Regions from separate parts of the Mus musculus genome. Here all the other regions are linked to region 4. The links are chromatin loops, found by intact Hi-C in ENCODE. Cell type or tissue: left cerebral cortex. All regions are shown on one strand.

Region 1 (5,000 bases), 69 kb before region 4:
TCTACCTCCTCTCAGGTACCTTCACATGCCCGACTGAGTCCAGCTAAGCTCCCTTTGCTCCGGGCAAACACACTTGCTTGGGAGTTCTGAGTTGGGAAACTGCAGGGAATTAGACCATCTCACAGATGGGCTCTGAGAGGCATGGGGTCTGCTTTCCTCATAAACATGGGTACCTTGAGGAGCCAAGATGGTGCAGTGTGGGCACTCTGCTGGAAAGCAGCTGTCGTAAGGATGCAAGTTGCAGTGCGAGAGGGGTGGAAGTGAGGTTGGGAGAGAGCAGAACCCAGACCTAACTGAAGGCCAAATCAGGCTGGGGAATGGGGTACCTGGCCTCTCTAGGTACACCAGTCAAGTGAGTTCACAGGGGAACATGGGGTGACCTGGAGACCTGGAACATAGGGTGGGGAGTAGAAACCTCATGCACATCCATGCTGCTCCTTCTCTTTTGTTTTTAAAGATGTGTGCATGTGTATATGTATATGGTGTGTATTAGTGTATGTGAGTGTTTATGAGTATGTGTTCAACCAATGAAGTGTGTGAATGTGGTCTGTGTGATATGTGTATATATGATTGTGTGATATGTGGGGATGTGTGTGTGTGTGTATGGGGGGGGTGCGAGTGTGTGTAGTGTTTGTATAGTGTGTTTGTATGTGAGTGTATATGGTGTGTGTGTATGTGAATGTGTATGTGATCCTGCCTGTGGAGTTCAGAACAAGGTGGGCAGTCCCCCACGGTTACAAGCCATTCTGATGACCTGATGTGGGTATGTGGGTCCTGGTAGCCAAACTCCAGTCCTGTGAAAAAGCAGAAAGCTCTCTTAGTGCTGAGCTGTTTCTCCAGCCCCTGCTTGTCTTTGCCTGTCAGCCTTGCTGCAGCCAGGACAGGGAGGAAGGGCATGGATGGAACCATGCTGCTGATCTGAGAGGTTGAACTCAGATCACTTCTCTAGGCTGACAGACCTCTCTGCATCTCTAGAAAAAGGCCTGGGGTCTGTCACCCTCTCCCAGACCTCACAGGGACCACATTCTAGCCAGCCTTGAGGTCAGCACACTGGGACAGAAGACAGCTCAGTGAAGACTTCAGACTGGGACTGGGATGGTAGAATTGTATGGCTAGAGTGTGAAATGTCTCTCACTGTGGTTCTGTTTGGGGAAGTTGTTGACCATTTCTGTGACAAGTTTTTAGCTGGCAGAAGTGAGGCTATAGGGCTATATTGATTTGTTACTGGCCAGCACTATTTCCCTCTCTCTCTCTCTCTCTCTTTCTCTCTCTCTCTCTCTCTCTCTCTCTCTCTCTCTCTCTCTCTCTCTTTCTCCCTCCCTCTCTCTCTCCTCTGCTTCCTGAGTAGCATGAACCTTTTCCCCAAAGGACAGAGCTCACCTACAGTTAACATGAGGGTAAATGACCCAGCAGATGGGGCTCCTGCCTCAGTTTACTCATCACCGACATCACCCAAGAACCCTGGCATCTGACTACTTGAGCATGCACCCTTTCTGAACACCATGCGTAGATGGTCTCTTCATTGGTTGAACGTTGTGTGCAGCACAACCTGTGGCTTATCTGTCCAGCCGCCTTTATTGGCATCCTCACTTCCTTGAACATGGCATCCATAGAGGTGCATACACTAGCTGATGGGACATAGTTGCCAAAGGGTCCATGACCAGAGCTGTTCTACAAGCTTCATGTGTGCATTTAGGCATATGACGCAGCGCACTTGGAGAATATGGGAAGAGGACAAGGGTGTCTTGCCTCCCGGGTGGAGGCTTGAGCTCCTGCCCATCATCACTCCTCATGTCTTCTGAAGTATGGAAGCAAGCTTCAGCAGCTGGCTTTGACTCACTCTGAGAATGTCCACAGCCTTCTGGAAATCTTTGTCTTGCACAGGGAAATGAGAAGTCTCCTGATAATAGGAACTTTTCTGTGCTGTGGCAAAAATGAAGCAAGGCAAGGAAGCTTAGAATTTTGCAGTCAACTCATTGTGTCTGGTTAGAAGGCCCTGGGAAGACAGGATATCATGGGACAAAAACAGTTGTTCCAGGATCCCCCATGGGAGGGCGCCCTGCATCTCTGACTGTAGATGCTGCAGCTGGAGCAACTGCCTACCCTTCTCCCTGTGTTTAAAGCCAAGAACTTAGAGAACCACAAACAAGGGGGTTCAGAATTACATACCTGTCAAAGATGAGCGTGGAAGCAAGCCTTCCTATGCACATGCCCTCCCTCCGTTCTACCCGAGGTCAGCCACAGCAGGCCTGCACCTGCCCTGGTGGAAGAGCTTTGGTTAAATGACACTGGCTTCTGGCCACACTTTCGCAATTTCCAGCTCCAGTGAAGCCATTAGAATTAAATCCCAATCTAGTCTAGAAACTCTCCTGCATTACCCCTTTCTACCTCTTTGTTCTTAGCTCTGGATGTAATGTGTCATCAGAGAACATTCTCCTGATGGTCTTACGAAGGCAGTGTGTACAAGGGAAATCTAGGTGCAGAGACCCACAGTCCAACATCGGATGGAGCTCAGGGATTCTTATGGAAGAGTTTGGGGAAAGATTGAAGGCCCTGAAAGGGATAGGAACTCCACAGGATGATCAACAGAGTCAACTAACATGGATTCTTGGGACTCTCAGGGACTGAACCACCAACCAAAGAACATACACGGGCTGGACCTCACTCCCTGCATATGTAGCAGACATGTAGTTCAGTCTCCATTTGGGTCCCCCAACAACCAGCAGGGGCTGTCCCTAAAGCTGTGGTCTGTCTGTGGAATCCATTCCCCAACAGGGCCACCTTGTCTGGCCTCAGTGGGAGAAGATGAACCAAACCCTGTAGAGATTTTATGTGCCAGGGTGGAGGAATACGTGGGGGCAGAGGGGGAGGGCTACCCTCTCAAGGAGAAGAGGATGAGGGATGGAGGGAGGGTCTCTATGATGGTGGGGCCTGAAGTTGGGGAAGTAATCAGGGTATAAAGTGAATAAATAAACACATTAATGAAGAAAGAGAAAAGGAAACCTAGGGTCCAACTGCTCACTAAAGGTTTCCATGTTTCAAAGTACATTCGTCTTTGCTGATTATCATGTGGCTCGTGTGGCTCTGACTGTGCACTGTTTCCCACTGCAGTTGATCTGGGTCAGTGATACAGATACATCGTAGTTTATCAGCACACAGATGGGAATTGGGTTGTTTATAGTTGGGGACTGTTGCTAGCTGTGGTGCTGCATACATGGAGAGCTTTCTGCTGAGCGTAGGCACTGTTTCTTTGGGACTTATGTGGAGCAATGAACCCGGTAGCTTGTGGAGTATGTGATGTTCTGCTTCAGCCCCAGTTTCTGCCCTACACCCTAACTTCATTTATGTTGCCTTGGTAAAACATCTGGATCGGAAGTGACATGGGAGGAAGGGTGACAATTCCATGTCACTGTCCACACTGTCACCATCCAGGCTGTCTAGTTTTTAATGCCAGCTTGACACAAGCTTGGGTCGTCTAAGAAGAATTCTTATATGAGAAAATATCCCCCATGGAACTGACCTGTAGGTAAGTCTGTGTGGCATTTTCTTGATTGATGATTGATTGGGAGGATCCAGCCCAATTTGGGTGTTTCCAGCCCTGGGCAGGTGGACCTGTGGTGTGCAAGCAAACAAACTAGCACTCCAGGAAGAGCAGGCCAGTAAGCAGCACCCCTCCACAGCCTCTACATCAGCTTAACTCCAGGTTCCTGCCCTGCCTGCAGGAGTTCCTGCCCTGACCTCACTCAGCAATAAACTACAAACTATGAGCCGAAATGAACGGTTTCTCCTGTCCCGAAAGTTGCTTTTAGACATGGTGTTTTATCACAGCAATAGAAACCCTAACTTACACAGGGTCCATCTTTAGAGGAGTCAGATAAAGCAGTTAGTCACATCACACCCACCGTCAGGATTTCCATGTGCCTCTCCGGCCAATGAAACACGTGAGAAGCATCCTTGGCCCTCATGGATAGAGCACCTCTGCAGGGACTCCATTAGATTAAAAGCAATGCTTAAATGCCTTCTCTCTCGGGACTTGATGGCTCCTTATTAAACTCACTCCCTGTGGTACACACAGGCTTCTCGTGAGAGGTGAAGCCCATGCCTTTGGTGCTGTATCTAAAAAGATAAACAGAGGCACAGCAAGCAGCTCCGGCCAGAAGTGGCTGGTGGCTGCCCTGAGGGATCATGAGAGGAAGGCATTATGGGATGACACAGATCTAGAGTTTTTCTAATAACACAGCTGCCTGGTTTGCCAGGACACTTCGGAAAGTCCCCAGTTGTGTAACTACAAAGTTTGTGGGCTGCTTCTGAGCTTCGAGCTGGAAATTGACTCGTGCCAATGGGAGACTGAAGCTGCCTGGCTTTGCTCAGGATTCTCCAGGCATGGTTTCACTTTTACTGTCTTTAACACACTCAAGTCAGATTCCAAACACAAGCTCATCTATGTCCAAGCAAGATGACTCCGCAATGTACTGGAGGTCTCTGGGTCAGAACTCTCTCAGAATGGAAGGCAAAGTAAAAGGGACACAGGTGTCCAGAGAGCAGATTAACCTGGTGGTCCTTGGGAGAGGTTAGTGGAGCCATTGCTTATAGGTGTGGGTCTTCAGGATGAATAGAACAAAACCCTGACTCATGCATTTTTAGGCAGTGGATTGTTTGGTTTGGAGAGGAAAACCCAGTTTTTCTGAATTTGCAAAAGTCAGCTAAGTAGCTGTAGACTCTACTCTGTGTGTGGGATCCTCCAGGGTCCTGTGCTATGGTGTGGGATGCTACAGGGGCTTTGTGGTGTGGGATTCTCCAAGATTCTCTGTTTTACCCCCATCAGCACCTCTATCTTCACCATCCTGGATGATGGTCCCAGACTTCACACCTTTCAACCATGAATCTCTCTGTGTCCATCTCTAAAAGACTCCTCAGCAGTAGAAGTCATGAGAGAGGGAGATTGCATTTAAACACGGTGAATTTATAACTCAGTTTCCTTGATTCTCTCATACAAAAAT
Region 2 (5,000 bases), 84 kb before region 4:
TCTAAGTTCCTTGGTCTTTGGAAGGCTCTAGAAGTGCTGTGAAGGCTTCTAAAAAGAAAGTGTACATAGGAGGAGATGTTTAAGAGAATGCAAGAAATGGGAGTTCCACTCACTGACTCTTGCGTGATTATAATGTCCCTTGGCTCACATGCACTCTCTCTCTCTCTCTCCCTCTCTGTCCTCAAACCTCAGCTTTGCAGTCTCCCACCTATCATCAGCCAGATGCAGCTCTATCTCTCTGGGACCTGTCTTCTTTGAAAGTGGAGAGCAAGGGGAAGGCCGTGTTGTTCAAGTCCCTCTCTTCATTATAAGGACTTCTTTCTCCTGCCATTTGGCGCACAGGTGACATGGAGACTCCATTGTGAGGCAGGTGCAATGCTGTGCAGGGAAGGATTGGATAAGTGACCTTCCAATCCCAGAAAGAAAAGGCTACAGGAAGAATAGCCTTAGATGCTTCTCAGCAGGGTCACAGGTCCCAGTACTGTAAGTAACCCAGGAGTTTCAGGCACCAGTGCTTCACCCCTTATTCTCCCTCAATGCATCCCCAAATCCAGAGGGCCAACAGATTTTATGCAGCAGGTACATATCTGACAAAGAAGGCCCTGGCCCGTGTCAGTCCCCATAATGTCCCTTTCAAATCCCCACATCTTCAGTAGTATGAAGTATGCACCATGAAATTCAAGGGCAAGTCTTGGATTCTGTCAATAACTGGTATCAAAGTTATAGGTCATAGTTCCTGAGCAACAGAAACTTGTACCTGCATTCATCATGTAGAAAGAGCACAGTGTACTGAGAAATATGGCAGGCAGTGCCTTGATGGTTCTGTAAAACCCTGAACATTCCCATCTAGATCTTAGTAGGTGACTATTGTCCCTGCTCTCTTTTCCTCAGCACCACGGAAATGAAATAAATGACCTGCCACAAATGTGGGTTCTCCTGGTTAGGAGCAGATCCAACATACAAATGTACAAAAATGTTAGCCAGCTGGGGTCTGGCCACCTTTCTTATAGGCCTGGGACTTGAGATCCTTGGGCAGCCATGACCTTTGAGAGCTATGGGGAACTCTCAAATGCAGTACAAGGCATTGCTTCCATGCAGATGGCTCTTTCCTTAGACTTGGAAAAGGACATAATTATTTCCACCTTACATGGGCAAAATGAGGCAGAGAATATGATTGTTTGTGTCTGTGTGTGCATGCATGTATAAGTATGTAGCAGTATTTTCCCCATCCAATCACTTTAAATATTAATACAACAAGAAGCCTGTGATTGGACAGGGAAAAGGGAGGCAGAGCAAGGAGTGGCGGAGACAAGGACGAAGGAGACAGGTAGAGGAGAAGGAAGCAAGAAGGAGGACAAACAGGATGATTCAGATTCCACGTGGCTTTAAATAGCCACAGGTAGATATCATATCATACAGGGATAGAATAATTGGGGTAACTTGTCTAATCTAGATGGGCAACTTGTACCATTGTTAATTGACCCTGAATTTATTGTGTGGGCATCTTGTATATTGAGAATTTATTGCTATATAAATCTGACTGATTAATTATAAACTAGAGTTTTGTTTTACTGGGTTACTGGAATGTGGGGCCAACTGCTGACCACAGGGGCTTTATGGCTGAGAAGGTATGGGCTGAGAAAACCACTATCAGTCACTGTAGGGGCTAGCTTAGAGATAGAGGCAGTGAGACCACCTCTGGGGCAAAGAGTAGTTGGGTATAGCTCAAGAACTTGCCATTCTTTTTAATATTTCCCACAACATAAGTGTGTGTGTGTGTGTGTGTGTGTGTGTGTGTGTGTGTATGTGTGTGTGTGTGTGTGTAGGTAAAACCCAGTCCTGCTTCACTAGTCTGTTAACCTTAAGGTGAGTAGAATAGAATATTGCAAACCCAATGTATTTATTGACTCGAACCATGTTGAACTAGAATGTGTTCTTATTGGAAGGTCAGAGCTTCACAGGGAGTGAGGTCACAATGAGATTTTTTTTTAATTGGTTATTTTATTTATTCACAAGAGCTACCAGGGACTAAACCACCATCCAAAGAGGAATCCTTGGCTCTGGCCACAATGAGACTCTTAGGGAGATCTCTATGTGGAAACAATGGGTGCTCTACACAAAGGGACACATGGGACAAGGTACAGAGAAGGAAATGTTTGCCAGGACGTGGAGAAGCTGCTCAACTACAGGCTGAGAGGCCCAGGCAGGCCCTGTTCAGCTTTGTAGACAGCTTCCCTTACCACAACTCTGTCCTCAAGTATTATCCTCTGGTTGCCTGGTTGGAGTGTCTGCTGATGCACCCTCTCCCTTGTGGACTTGGGACCCCACTTCTCCTTTTTCTGGGAAGGAAAGAACTTCGGTTACCATTAAAAAAAGCTAGAAGCTTCAGGGTTCTGTTGAAGTCCATTAAGAAAATTGTATTCCCTCTGATAAAACAATAAAAACTGGAATCTGAGCAGACCTGACATCTCAAGCTACTTAACCGGGGTGGGAGGTGGGAGGAATAATTACTCTCTGGATGAAAGGCTGGGCTTTTCCTTCCCAGAGCCCCTCCTCTTTTGCAGAAGCTTGCAGAGAGCACTGTACCTCCAGCCCATCTGCTTCTCTGGGTCTTTTCCTTCTCTTTCTCTCCATATCTTTCAGATCCTGGCCAAAGATGTGCTTTCTGTGGTGTTCTGGGTCTTCTTACCTTGCTACTGTAGAGTTGGAGTCCCATTAAGAAGGAGTTGTTGCTGCCTACCCAAAGAACGGGATCTAACTGTGGGAAGAGACAAACAACTGACTGTCTCCTAAGAGTCAGTTCACTTAAGCAGATCAATGACCTGACCAAGGGCCATCCCTTAGGTCTATTTTAAGCCAAGCTAAAGAGTTGGGAGGAATAATTAACCCTTTAATGGGATAAGGTACTTTTCCCTTCAAGGATTCTCACACCCTAGGAAAGTCACTATGGGCTTTCTGCACCTTCCTTTGTCTCTGTCTTCCTTTTTGGGGGGAACTTTCCCCCCTTTTCCTTCGGTTCTTTCTTTTCTTTTTTTTTCTTTTAAAGTCTCTTCTCTCTGTCTCATTGTTTCGGATGCTTGCCAAAACCTAACTTTCCTTTCACTGGTACTTTAGACTTCCTCACTACATGGCTGCCTGGCTGCGACATGTCTGATCTCCATGCCTATCTCAAGCAGCATGGCCTTTTCTTGTCTCCATCCTGTGGGCAGCTACAGAGATTTCCTTCTTGCCTAGCCTGGCATTTTTTTCTTTTTTCTTTTTTTTTTTTTTTTTTATAGAACAGAGTTTATTTAGGGCCTAGGGAGGGGAGTTGAAGGAGTAGTAGAGACAGAGAAAGGGAGAGGGGAGAAGGAGGGAGGGAGGAAGGAAGGAGAAGAGGCTGGCCATAAACTTGTGGAGAGAGGGAGGGAGGGGAATGGAGAGAGAAGGGATGGGGTGGGAAGAGGGTAAGAGATTAAGAGAAGAGCCATTTTTTCCTTTTAATACTAATAAAATTGTCATCTTTTGAGTTCTTTATTAATGAGACTAACAACCCCCAAAGGGAAGCCCAATTTCCTAAGTAACAATGTCATCCTGGCGAACAAAACATAACCACTTTCCCAAGATCTCCGCAGGCAGTGAGTGTGCTTCTGGAGGAAGAACACAGAGTATAGGCATTTAGAACGCTTAACAAAACTCAAGATACTCAATTTTTAAAAAATGGCCAGTGGCCATGGGTGGTGGTGGGCATGGCTTTAATCCCAATACTTGGGAAGGAGAGACAGACAGATCTCTGAGTTCAAGGCCAGCCTGGTCTATGGAGCAAGTTCCAGGACAGTCAGGGCTACAAAAAGAAACCTTGTTTAGAAAAACCAAACCAAACAAATGAATAAACCAAAATGGTGATGTTAATACAGTATTTTAAAGAGGTGACTTACAAGAGGCCTGTGAACATTAGGATAATTGCTCAGTGTTCTTAAGTCTTTATGGAGATCCAAATGGAATTCTTAGAGTCTATCTAACTTGCAATAAAATGTCTGCTATAAAAATAGCAAATGCCACAGCTCCAAACTTTGTCTCTGTAACTCCTTCCATGGGTGTTTTGTTCCCAATTCTAAGAAGGGGCACAGTGTCCACACTTTGGTCTTCATTCTTCTAGAGTTTCATGCATTTGGCAAATTGTATCTTATATCTTGGGTATCCTAAGTTTTGGGCTAATATCCACTTATCAGTGAGTACATATTGTGTGAGTTCCTTTGTGATTGGGTTACCTCACTCAGGATGGTGCCCTCCAGGTCCATCTATAATCACCCCATAATCAGCTTCCAAACGCTGACACCACTGCATACACTAGCAAGATTTTGCTGAAAGGACCCAGATATAGCTGTCTCTTGTGAGACTAGGCCGGGGCCTAGCAAACACATAAGTGGATGATCACAGTCAGCTATTGGATGGATCACAGGGCTCCCAATGGAGGAGCTAGAGAAAGTATCCAAGGAGCTAAAGAGATCTGCAACCCTGTAGGTGCAACAACATTATGAACTAACCAGTACCCCGGAGCTCTTGACTCTAGCTACATATGTATCAAAAGATGGCCTAATCGGCCATCACTGGAAAGAGATGCCCATTGGACACACAAACTTTATATGCCCCAGTACAGTACCAGGGCCAAAAAAATGGGAATGGGTGGGTAGGGAAGTGGGGGGGAGGGTATGGGGAACTTTTGGGATAGCATTGGAAATGTAATTGAGGAAAATACGTAATAAATTTTTTAAAAAATAGCAAATGCTGGCCAGGTGGTGGTGGCACACGCTTTTAATCCCTCCCAGCACTCGGGAGGCAGAGGCAAGTGGATTTCTGAGTTCGAGGCCAGCCTGGTCTACAGAGTGACCAATGCTGCTGAAGATGAGGAGAGAGGAGGGTTCTTGCATATTGCTGATGCAAGAGCATCAATTGGATTGCCAATTAGAGTATCAATAGGTGAACAGGCAAATATATTATCTACACAATGGGTTGCTTTT
Region 3 (5,000 bases), 94 kb before region 4:
GAATTTGAATCCCCAGAACCCACATCAAAGTGGGGTGCAACAGCAAAGTCCATAAGCTCAGCATCCCTGGGGTGGGGGTGGGGATGGGAATGGGAGACAGGGATGTGCAAGTGTGAAGACCTATCCGGAAGATGGCCTCTGACAGAACATAAGCATAGGGATATGCATGTACACCTAGGCACACAACGGGGCATGCATACACATGCAAACACCCTCTCCCGCACAGGGGTTGACATGGTGTATAGAAAACCAAATCCATACTGAGTATAGGACTCACTCTAGACATTAAGGTCCAAAGGCGGAGCAGGCATGTGTGAGGACCAGAAGCTCTATGCTCCCTGGGACCAGAAAGAACAGAGTGGCTGTGCTGACACAAAAGAAATAGGCTCTGAGCCACAGACTGTGACAGGCAGGTCACAGGACCTAGGCTACTGTGTTACTCCTCAGCACTGAGCACTGATTGGCTAAAATTCTAAAGGGCCTCTGCTTTTCAGAGTGCTGTATGCAGTTCACTGTGTAGCTCTTTCCTTTTGAAGACTCTCTTCTGCAGTTTTGAGTCCACTGTTGAGGAACCTCATATCTGCAGACAGTATGACGGGGAGGAAAGATCCTCATATGTGGACTTCATTGCCAGGCGTGAGAGCAGAAAAGAAAACCTGCCACCACTGGTCATTGTGGCTCAGCTTCTGACATTGCAGTTGAGATCAAGTGCCCTGGAGCCCTCCCTAGCCTGAGTCAGTGATCTCAAGTTTAAGTCCCTGCTTCCTGGTTTGTAGTACCAATCACAGGACTGTTTCAGGCCAGGGTAGCTGTGAACATCTTGTAGACCTTGCTGTCTGCATTTGAGGGGGACTGTTTACTACAGGACTAGCCTAGGGCTGGAATCCAAACTCCCTTCTCCCTTGAGGCCAAGGGACATTGATATTTATCTAACTCCAGGCTCTCTGATCTTACATAGGCAGAGCACCTATGGCCCAGGGTCTCAGGACTGCTATACATACTATGGCATACAGGAGCCCTTTGCCATTGCAGAGGGTGGCTGAGCTGACTGAGTATGGCCAAAAAAAAAAAAGTGCTCATCTGCCTGGATCCATGGGCCTCTAGAGATACCAGGCCTGGTGTGTGGCTGCTCATGGGCTGAGATGGGAGGGTGGGAGGGGACTTCTCTTTGGCTCATGTTGGCAGAGCATTGTTTCTTTCCCTGCTCCTTCTTTATGGGCTTTTCTTTACCTTGACGTAAACGGAAGGCCTGGAAGAAGTCTATCTATGGGTAGTGAGGCTGGCTGAGAACCGGCTCTCCCTTCTCCATTCTCTTCCTGCTAGGGGCTTGGGGTTGTTGGTGGGTTAACCTCCCCAGCATTCCAGTCTGCTTCTCAACATTGAATCCTTTCCTATCTGTCTCTTGGCTGGGTACCTGTATACAGAAGTCTTGGCTGCAGCTGTCAGTCAGGGCTTCCCTGAGTGAGTAGATTCCACATTGTTCTGAATTGAGGCATCAACTTGGTAGATGTTTCCTTTAGTGAATATTAGGAATGCTTCCCCATGACTTTTCATTCAATTTTGTTGAAATTTTTATTAGATATTAAAATGGCTACTCCAGCTGGCTGCTTAGGTTTGTTTGCCCACGAAACTTTTTGCCAGACTTTTATTCTGAGGTAAATTCTATCTTTATTGCTAAAATGTGTTTCCTGGTACAGTATTCCCCTCATGGGAAGCCTTTTGCAGGAAAATGGAACTTAAGGAGAAGCACAGGTCTCCCAACAGTTGGGTGTGACTCGGGGACATGGCTAGTAGGGGATTTAAAGGGAGGGAAAAGCAGATGAGGAGGTGGGAGGACAGTGGAGCTGGATCAGGTCTGTACATTACCCTAGTCTCAGAAGACTTGGGAGCCTGATGAGGGAATGGGTGTAGAGAGGAAATCGAACCTGTATATTTCCAGAGCAGCAGGTCTGATGAGGGTGGACAGAGAAGTGTCCATGAAATGGAGGTCTGGGTAGACAACAGGACATACCAGGTAACTGGGTGTGCCCAGAAGGACTATGCAGGCTACAGGGATGGACCAGGTTAACTTTTAAATAAATTCACAAAATGCTAGAAGGAAGCAGAAGGAAAGTTCTGGAGCCTGCAGAGGAACAGGAGCTGCTGTTCACAGGAGAAGTTTTAGTAATTGGAAGAAGACACTATCTTATATCTTACATGATGCCCAAGATCACTGTGTGGTCCTGCAGCACAAGTATATGGCCCATAGTGGTCACAGTTCCTCTCAGTAAAAATGCTGGAACACAAATAGATGCGATTATTCTGCTGCCCTTCTGTCCATGTATCCAGCAGGAGGCACTCCATACCTACAAATATGCTGACAGTTCCTCAGCATCTTCCCAAAGAGGTCTCCTGGACAAATGCAGTTTCAGGACATGGATGGCCCTGCTGGGTGTCCTCAGCAGGGTAGCATGCTTGCTCTGTTTCTAAACTATAGAAAAATACACTACAGTAGCAAACAGGCATCTTCCCCTCCTATGTCATGTCCTCTCAAGCAAGCTCTTTCTCCTCCTTCTTACTCCTCTTCCCTATCATACATCATTCCTATTCTTTCTTCCTTATAATTCCAAAGATATGGGAAGCACGTGACAGATTTTAATTTAGTCTCAGCTTATGCCATTGCTTGCACTAAGACCACCTGGACAACAGGTTAACTTTTAGCAGTAAAACCAAGAAATACTAGAAAACATTAACGATTTTGAATAGTGAAGACATGAACAGAATCCCAAAGCAAACAAAAGGGAGGGTCATTAATATTTATTATACAAGTAGAAGCATACCCAGGCAAGTAAAAATCAAACACACACACACACACATCAGACGAGCAAGAAGGGTTTATAAAATAGTTAACACTAAATACACCCTTGATATGGCAGTCTACAGGAATGATGGGACAAAAATGAGAGAGAGATGCAAAAGGATATTTCTACAAAGAAGAAAGCAACAAACCCTGGACATCAAGGTGCAGTCAGGCCCTGGCTACTGAACACCTGCATGTTGTCAGCCAGTGATACTGGACAATAACATTCTCTAGCCAGTGGCCACTGGACATCACAATGAGATCAGCCAATGGGTACTGAATGTGGGAGTGTCCTTGGCCTTTACTACATTAGGATTTCTGTCCCATGCTATGTATGCTCACCCAGCAGTTCATAATGACTGAAGTCTGCTGTTTATCACAAGTGCAGGTATAGGTAGGTGGTGTGCCTGTAGCCCTCTGGGGAGAAGGAGTTGCCTGTTTGTGAAGATCAGCCAGTACAACAACTACTGCTGACTGTTGGCATGGATACATGAAGAACAGCCTAGGAAACTAGAGCAATGCACCTCTGAGCCTGTATTGGGGGTGGGAGTATTTTCAGAGCCTAGATCATAAGAGTGATGATTTTATCAGTTATTCCAGGCATATCTACCTGGTAGCCCACAGGACACCTCAGGCTGAGGATAGCTATAAATGGGAGCCAGAAAAACAAAAACTTCCCGAAAATTACCTGATTGTTCAGTTCATGATGATGTCAGGTCATAATGTTAAAATGTTGACTGTGCCTGGATCCACTGATGAATTCAAATTTTGAATGGACTCTTGAGAGGGGTGGCCTGTTAGAAGAAGTGGGTAGCTAGAGGATTAACCTTGAAGTCTCTCTCTTGCCTGGCCCTACCCAGTCTCTTCACAAGGATGACAGGAACAGCTTAATCTCCACTACCTTAAATCCCACCTTGCCTCAGGCACACAGAAATGTGTTTATCTCACCTGGATCTGAAATCACAAACCAAGAGAACCCCTCCTTCCTGGAATTGATCCTCCCAGGTGTCTTTCACAGTGACAGAGAGCTGGCACACACACTTGACAGTCAATACTAAACTTATACCTGTAACTATAGCCTTGGCTCAGTGCTTTTCCTGCTGCATTGCTCTAAGGGCAAGAAAAGACCTAGAATCTATGAGCAGTGGGCCCCATGCCAAGCTGGAGCCTTGTCAGTGGATGTGGTTCAGCACTAGAGATTTAGAGAGGAAAGAGAAACCTGCCCTCTTTATGAACTTACTGATGCTTAACATGGCCAGAGGTCAGAGCACTGACCTCTGTCCTGAGACTTTATGGCCACAGATAGGAGGATGACAGCACATTATTTCCAAAGACAGAGAGACAGGCAGAAGATTTCTAACCTGATTCTGGGAGTGAGTGTCTCACATCTCCACAGTTACCTCAGAGGCTGCTATTTTCTATTTAAAGTCACACACCCACAAACACGCACAGGCCCATGTAACACACATACATACACACATACCACTGCAACACACATGCAGGTCTATGTAACTAACACTCACACACTCACTCACACACACACACATACATTCACTCACTCACTCATGCAGACCCATAGACATCTGTGCACACATATCCATGCAGACACTTAAAAACATGTCTATACAGGCATATAGATGCATGCACATGCACACACACACATGCAGATACACACAAACAAATGTCCATGCAGACACTCTGCTATACACACATATACACACATTCGACCATGAAACACACACATACACACACACTCACCCATGCAGACCCATAGACATCTTTGTACATATATTAATGCAGACACATAAAAACATGTCTAAACAGACACATAGATACATGCACACATACTCATGCAGATACACAGAAACACATGTCCATGCAGACACTCTGCTATACACACATATACACATATGTAACCATGAAACACACACACACACACCAGTAGCAGTAGCAGCAGTACACTAGGGCAACCTCAGGGCAGAGCTGTGTCCACCATTTCTCTCAGTCAGTATAGTTGGTCCACATGTTTATGGGTGTCACATCTTAACCATTTAAGTACTTGTCCTGATGTGTCTGTAACCATGAACTGGCAACCACTGAGCTTCCGGATAAGGGTGGCCATGTGTGCAGAGCACTGATGGGTCTCCTTTCAACAAGGAGG
Region 4 (5,000 bases):
GCCAGTGCGGCTCGTAGTCGCGCGCCCACCCTGCGGCGGTCCCAACCCGCGGGCCCCTGGCCGCTCGGTGCCCACATCTCCCGGACGCTCAACCGCCGCGCCGCGCGTCCCCGTCGCGTCTCCCCGCCCCCGGCTGCAGGTCGCTTAGGTGGGTTGGGACCTATCGCTGGCCGCGGAGGGCGGTGTTTGCGACGCCCGAGGTCACAGCGGCCGCCCCCTGCCCGCCCCGTCGACCGGCCGCGCCCTCGCCCAACCCCTGCGCCCCTGGGACCTATGAGCTCATCGGGGAAGGCCAAAAGCCCCTCCGCAGAGGGACAGAGAGGAGCTTAAGCATAGGCAAAGGTTTTGTTTAGGTTTTTAAATTTAAAAAAATTACAAAAGAAAAAAATTTACATTGCAAGACGCACGTTCCTATTTGTAAGCTGATTAAAATGGAAAATCCTATACCAGGTTCGCCAATGTACATGGAAAACCTGCGCTCGCTTCTCAGTACCGAGTCCAGCTTCACACACATGCTACGCACCTTTAAGGAAGCTTCTAGAAAGTTCCTGAGGTGTGCAGCTCTCACCATGGTGGTCACTTCAGCAACACTGTCTGGATCCCAGAAGCAAGCCGCACACTCTCAGTCGCCCCCACCTCCTTTACTCACTCCATGCTCAGAGCCCCCCAGCGGCCTCCTGTGGACACTGTCTTGAGTGGAATCCTGTTATCCGGGTCTTTTGCTGTTAGACTTCCGGGCGCGCCCATTTTGCAGCACTTTACTGGCCGAGTAGAGTATCTATAGTCTTCATGTTCCTCCAGTGATAAGTTAGGAAGAAGCTGTCATCCACTTCTGCACACAGGCAGGATGAAAATGCTTTTCTCTTCCTTGAGTGTCTACCGAAGGCAGGAATTGTTGAATCGCGGGTGGTTACTGAAGAGACCACTTTCCCGTGTTCTTACCATTTCCTCCCAAGCAGGGGTGGGAAGGTGCCTCCATCCAGAGCACCCAGGCCTGTGGAGTGTAGCTTGCAGTGATTCCTCGGGCAGGAGGAAGTTAAGTATCTTTTCCCTGTAGAATCGGTCATTCAGGTTCGCTACTTGCTTTAAGTTGGCTATCTCCTTAGTAACGAAGACCAGAGTCTCCTTTAAACTCTTTCCTTATTTGCAATTTCTTTCTTAGATACAGGATTCTCACAATGTTTTCTCCAGTCTACAGGTTTCTATTCATTTTACTTCCCTATTTTTGTTTTGTTTGGTTCTAAGACCGGGTCTTACTACAACAGAACTACTCCGTAGACCAGGCTGGTCTCCAAGGAACTCCAGCCTTCTGTGTGTACCTAGATCACAGCTTCGCAGCACTGAGCTTGGTTAAAGTTTTTACTCTTTATCTTTACCTCCTTGCACCAGTTTTCCCCGCTTTTTACTGCTTTCTGTGTGACGACTGAGAAGTCGCTGCCTGATTCGAAGCTACAGACTTCTAAGCTTTTGTAGTTTAAAGCTGATACTCTGAAGTCCTTCATCCTCTCAGGCTGAGCTCTGTCCTTGATCCTCCTGAGTCTCTTTCATTTTTCTGCAGACAGTGTAGCCCACTGCCCAACAGGAAACAGTGAGAGGTGTAGATCAATGGAGGGTCAGCTGATATGGAGAAGGAATTTCTGTTTTCTGTCATATTTATGCTTGTTCCAGGCTGTGTCAATGACTCACCTTTTCACTGGGTTCTGAAGTCTGGACACATAAGCTCTCCAGCCCTGTATCTTCTCACTACTGCCTCCTGCTCTGTGCCCTCCCTATTTCCACAGAATTTATGGGTCACGTGGCCAGTGTCTGCAAAGAAGACAGCATGGGTCTTGTTGGGGGATGCCCGGAACCTGTCAGTCAATAGGAAATATTACATTAAGTTGAGTGTTCTTGGTGCACAGACATGGGCCCCTTGCCACACAATCAGGTCCACTTTCAGTTTATTCAACCATGCCTCAGATTATCAGTAAGCCTTGTTCCCGTGTCCAATTTGTTTTTGAGGTTTTTTTTTTTTTAATTTTTATAGTGTTGTAAACCGTTTTCCAGTTTCATTTTTAGGTGTTCACTGCTGGGGCATAAGATTATTCTTGTGTGCTAATGCCTGTAACTATGCCCTGCCCTCACAGCATACCCTTTATAAAACAAGTAAAACTTCCTTTTAATCAGATGAGCAGACATGGGAGGGGGTAATGATGCCCACAGCTGGCAAGTGTGAGGAAACCCGTGTTCTCATAACTTACAGGTGGGTAATGGGGGTTGTGGGGGAGGGGTCCTGGAAGTCAACTGGGCAAGTGTCTCCAAAAGGCCTAAAATGAGTCTGTCCAGAGTTTTGTTCTGAAGAAGTGACTGAGACACCCACACTTGTGATGACTGGGGCTGAAGATTTGGACACACTGCGCTCAACTTGACTAAGTGTGCAGGTACAGTGTACAGTGTACAGTGAGCGGGATCCTTAGCCAGACACTGCTCTGTAGGGTGGTTTCTCAACTCTAACCTCTGTTTATAGGACAGGGCTTAATTAATTGTTTCTGAGTATTAACTACAGTACTTGAATAGGCATAGCATGGACTGAGCTGTGATGCCCTGTACAGTTTCCAGGATCCCTCTTGGACCTAATCTGCAGGCCTCCTTGCTGCCTGCTGCCCCCATGTGGTCGGCTCCTAACAGTGCACCCAGCCGTCCTTACAGCTTAAGGACCTTGCTGTCTCTGTTCTCAAAACCCTTTTTTGGCTTCCAACCTCACATGAGGTGGCCCTGTGTGCCTGTGGGACCTTCTTGCAGTTCACCTTCCAGGCTCTTGCCTTTCTTGTCTCTCTTGGCATCCTTCCATTGGGCTTGTCTTCTGGCCTCCCCCCTTCCCAAGGGCTGTCTTCTTTTCCTAAAAGAAGATCTAGGCACTGGGTCCCTCTCACCTCTCCCGCCTTTGCTTCTTGCAGCACCTTTCTCAACATCTTACAGCCTGCTTTTTATTTCCATTATAGCTCACTGTTTGTCCCACACACTGGCCTGTGAGGAGGTTGGAACTGGAGAGAGGCGTTCCCTTTAATGAGATATTTTAGAGACTTAGACTCTGTGCCTGGCTCTCAGTAATATTTACTAAAACACACAGTGACTTGTTTTTCATTGGCCTGAACAGATTTTTTTAAATTGTATTTTAAATAATCTTCTTAAATAATCTCTTAGATTGCATAAAGTACCATAGAAGTGATTTTATTGTCCACATACTATGGAAGATACAATAGATGTGTAGAGATGGCTGTTGTCTTCTTTCTAGTCCCCAGGAGCTGAGGCTTTTCTTGTGAATGCTTTCTGAAGTCTCTCACAGTACCATCAGTCTATCCTCTGTCTTTATTATTATTATTCATAATATACATTTGTAGAGCTCTGTGCATACAGTAGGCTTTTGGGCTATGCAGTTGCAGTGCTGGCTAACTTTCCCTTTAAGTAAGTACGCCAGCTTTCCAAGTGCTTACTGCAACCCATCATCCAACTGACAGATGGCCTGCTATTTCCTTTCTTCTTCCCACAGCAAAGCTATAAAGATTACACATGGTGTAACTCAGCCATATTAAATCAGTAATTGTGGGATTGCTGAAGGCAACCATGGTTATGCAAGGAGAATCCGTTCAGATGCCCCTTCAGATGCCCCGTCAATCAGCACAAACTCCCCTTATCTGTGAAATGATCTGTGAAACCTCACTCCAGAGGATCCACTACCCGCCCCCATCCCCAGCTCAGGGGTAGCACCTCCTTTCCCTCCTGCAGAGTTCTCTTGTAAGAGGTTCTGCTGCCAACAGCAGTAGGAGGCACCCCTGCGGGGTGAGGAGATGACTTCATTAGAGGCAGCTCACTTGACAGGTGATCTCAGCTACTCTTATAAAGAAAGGAACAGCACTCTATCTTCAAGATGCTCCTGGGAGCAATTCAAGCAGAACTCATGGCCAGGGTGGAGGAACCTCACAGCTGTGCCATCACAATGATCTGTGCTTGAAAACCTATGAATGTGATAAGGGAGATGCCGGGTGAACACACTGGTTGGTTACAGGCTCTGCAGCCACCAGGACACCGTACCCTGTTACTTGTGACCATGTTTCCTAGTGGTTCTTCATGGTTTCCAGGGGTATGTATGTTGGTTTTCTATTACGAATGGCAGCAGGATGATATGTTGTCAGCTGCACTCTCCTGCTTCCAGAGGGCAGTATCAGGACTGGCCCTCCTTGAGAGTAAACTATAAAGAAACTGCCCCCATGGAAGGAGTCAACCAGGTGTGAATACTGCTCCCACCTTGAGGTTCCTGGGAACAAGTAAGAAAGTTGACTGCATGGCTGAAATTCCCAGTGTGCTTTGCCTACAGCTTCTGTGGCCCTCATAAATGCAGCCACACCTCAGACTCTGGTGTTCTGACTTGATTTTAAAAGACACGTTAAGCTTCTACAATGTTAAGGCCCCATGGAAGAGCCAGAGCAGTGTCTGGTTCTAATTTATTACACACATAAAGCCTTATCTGGAGCTTCTGCCACATTAAAGCCCTGTCAGTGAGCCAGACTCTTTATGACAGGCACGAAGACTTGCCTGGGTTGCTTTTCTTTCTAGGCGTTCAGCATCTGACATTACAACTCGATGGTATTCCAATGCCGGCTCCTTTCTTGATGAACATGCTGAGGGGAGAGACTTGACTATCAAAACCTTGGGAGATGGTGGCCTATGCTGAGCTTGGGGCTAGAATCATTGTTCCATTGGAGCAGGGTAGCCCCAACAGTGTGGGAAATGCACCATGTAAACACGGATGTGATGGGTGTATAGGTATATGTATACACATGTCTCTGTGAACATATGGTACATACAGGTGACTATGTATATGTGCACTCACTCACACACACACACACACACACACTATATATATATATATATATATATATGTATATATGCATATATACATATATATATGCGCATGGCTGTGCATATGCACATAATGTGTATATGCTTGACATACGAATCTA

What was found. Hi-C counts contacts between places; a loop is a spot of excess contacts. Peaks named below come from ENCODE experiments on the same cell type or tissue, not always from the same donor. Only the 100,000 strongest peaks of a DNase experiment are listed, where the experiment ranks them.
Region 1: it touches region 4 in a loop (6-fold over the local background); 24 of 42 quality-filtered maps call a loop at or near these places.
Region 2: it touches region 4 in a loop (4-fold over the local background); 28 of 42 quality-filtered maps call a loop at or near these places.
Region 3: it touches region 4 in a loop (6-fold over the local background); 15 of 42 quality-filtered maps call a loop at or near these places.

The regions. Positions count from the first base shown.
Region 1 is chr17:14,134,843-14,139,842 of GRCm38, forward strand. No RefSeq gene overlaps it. Among named protein-coding and RNA genes, the nearest start is that of 4930488N24Rik, 28 kb to the left of the region's middle. In left cerebral cortex, a CTCF peak has its summit at 2,054; a DNase peak (open chromatin) is centred at 2,051.
Region 2 is chr17:14,119,964-14,124,963 of GRCm38, forward strand. No RefSeq gene overlaps it. Among named protein-coding and RNA genes, the nearest start is that of 4930488N24Rik, 13 kb to the left of the region's middle. In left cerebral cortex, no CTCF peak of the experiment used is centred here; no DNase peak of the experiment used is centred here.
Region 3 is chr17:14,109,552-14,114,551 of GRCm38, forward strand. No RefSeq gene overlaps it. Among named protein-coding and RNA genes, the nearest start is that of 4930488N24Rik, 2.9 kb to the left of the region's middle. In left cerebral cortex, a CTCF peak has its summit at 2,319 (motif pointing right); DNase peaks (open chromatin) are centred at 2,359 and 4,044.
Region 4 is chr17:14,203,653-14,208,652 of GRCm38, forward strand. It overlaps Dact2 (dishevelled-binding antagonist of beta-catenin 2), which reads right to left and starts at 179. Exons shown (of 4, transcript NM_172826.3): 1 at 1-179. The coding sequence starts at 77. Gm34510 (a long non-coding RNA gene) reads left to right here and starts at 55. Exons shown (of 3, transcript XR_001782252.2): 1 at 55-148. In left cerebral cortex, CTCF peaks have their summits at 670 and 2,648 (motif pointing left); DNase peaks (open chromatin) are centred at 85, 684, 2,643, 2,952 and 2 more places; H3K4me3 peaks cover 1,214 bases; H3K27ac peaks cover 3,085 bases.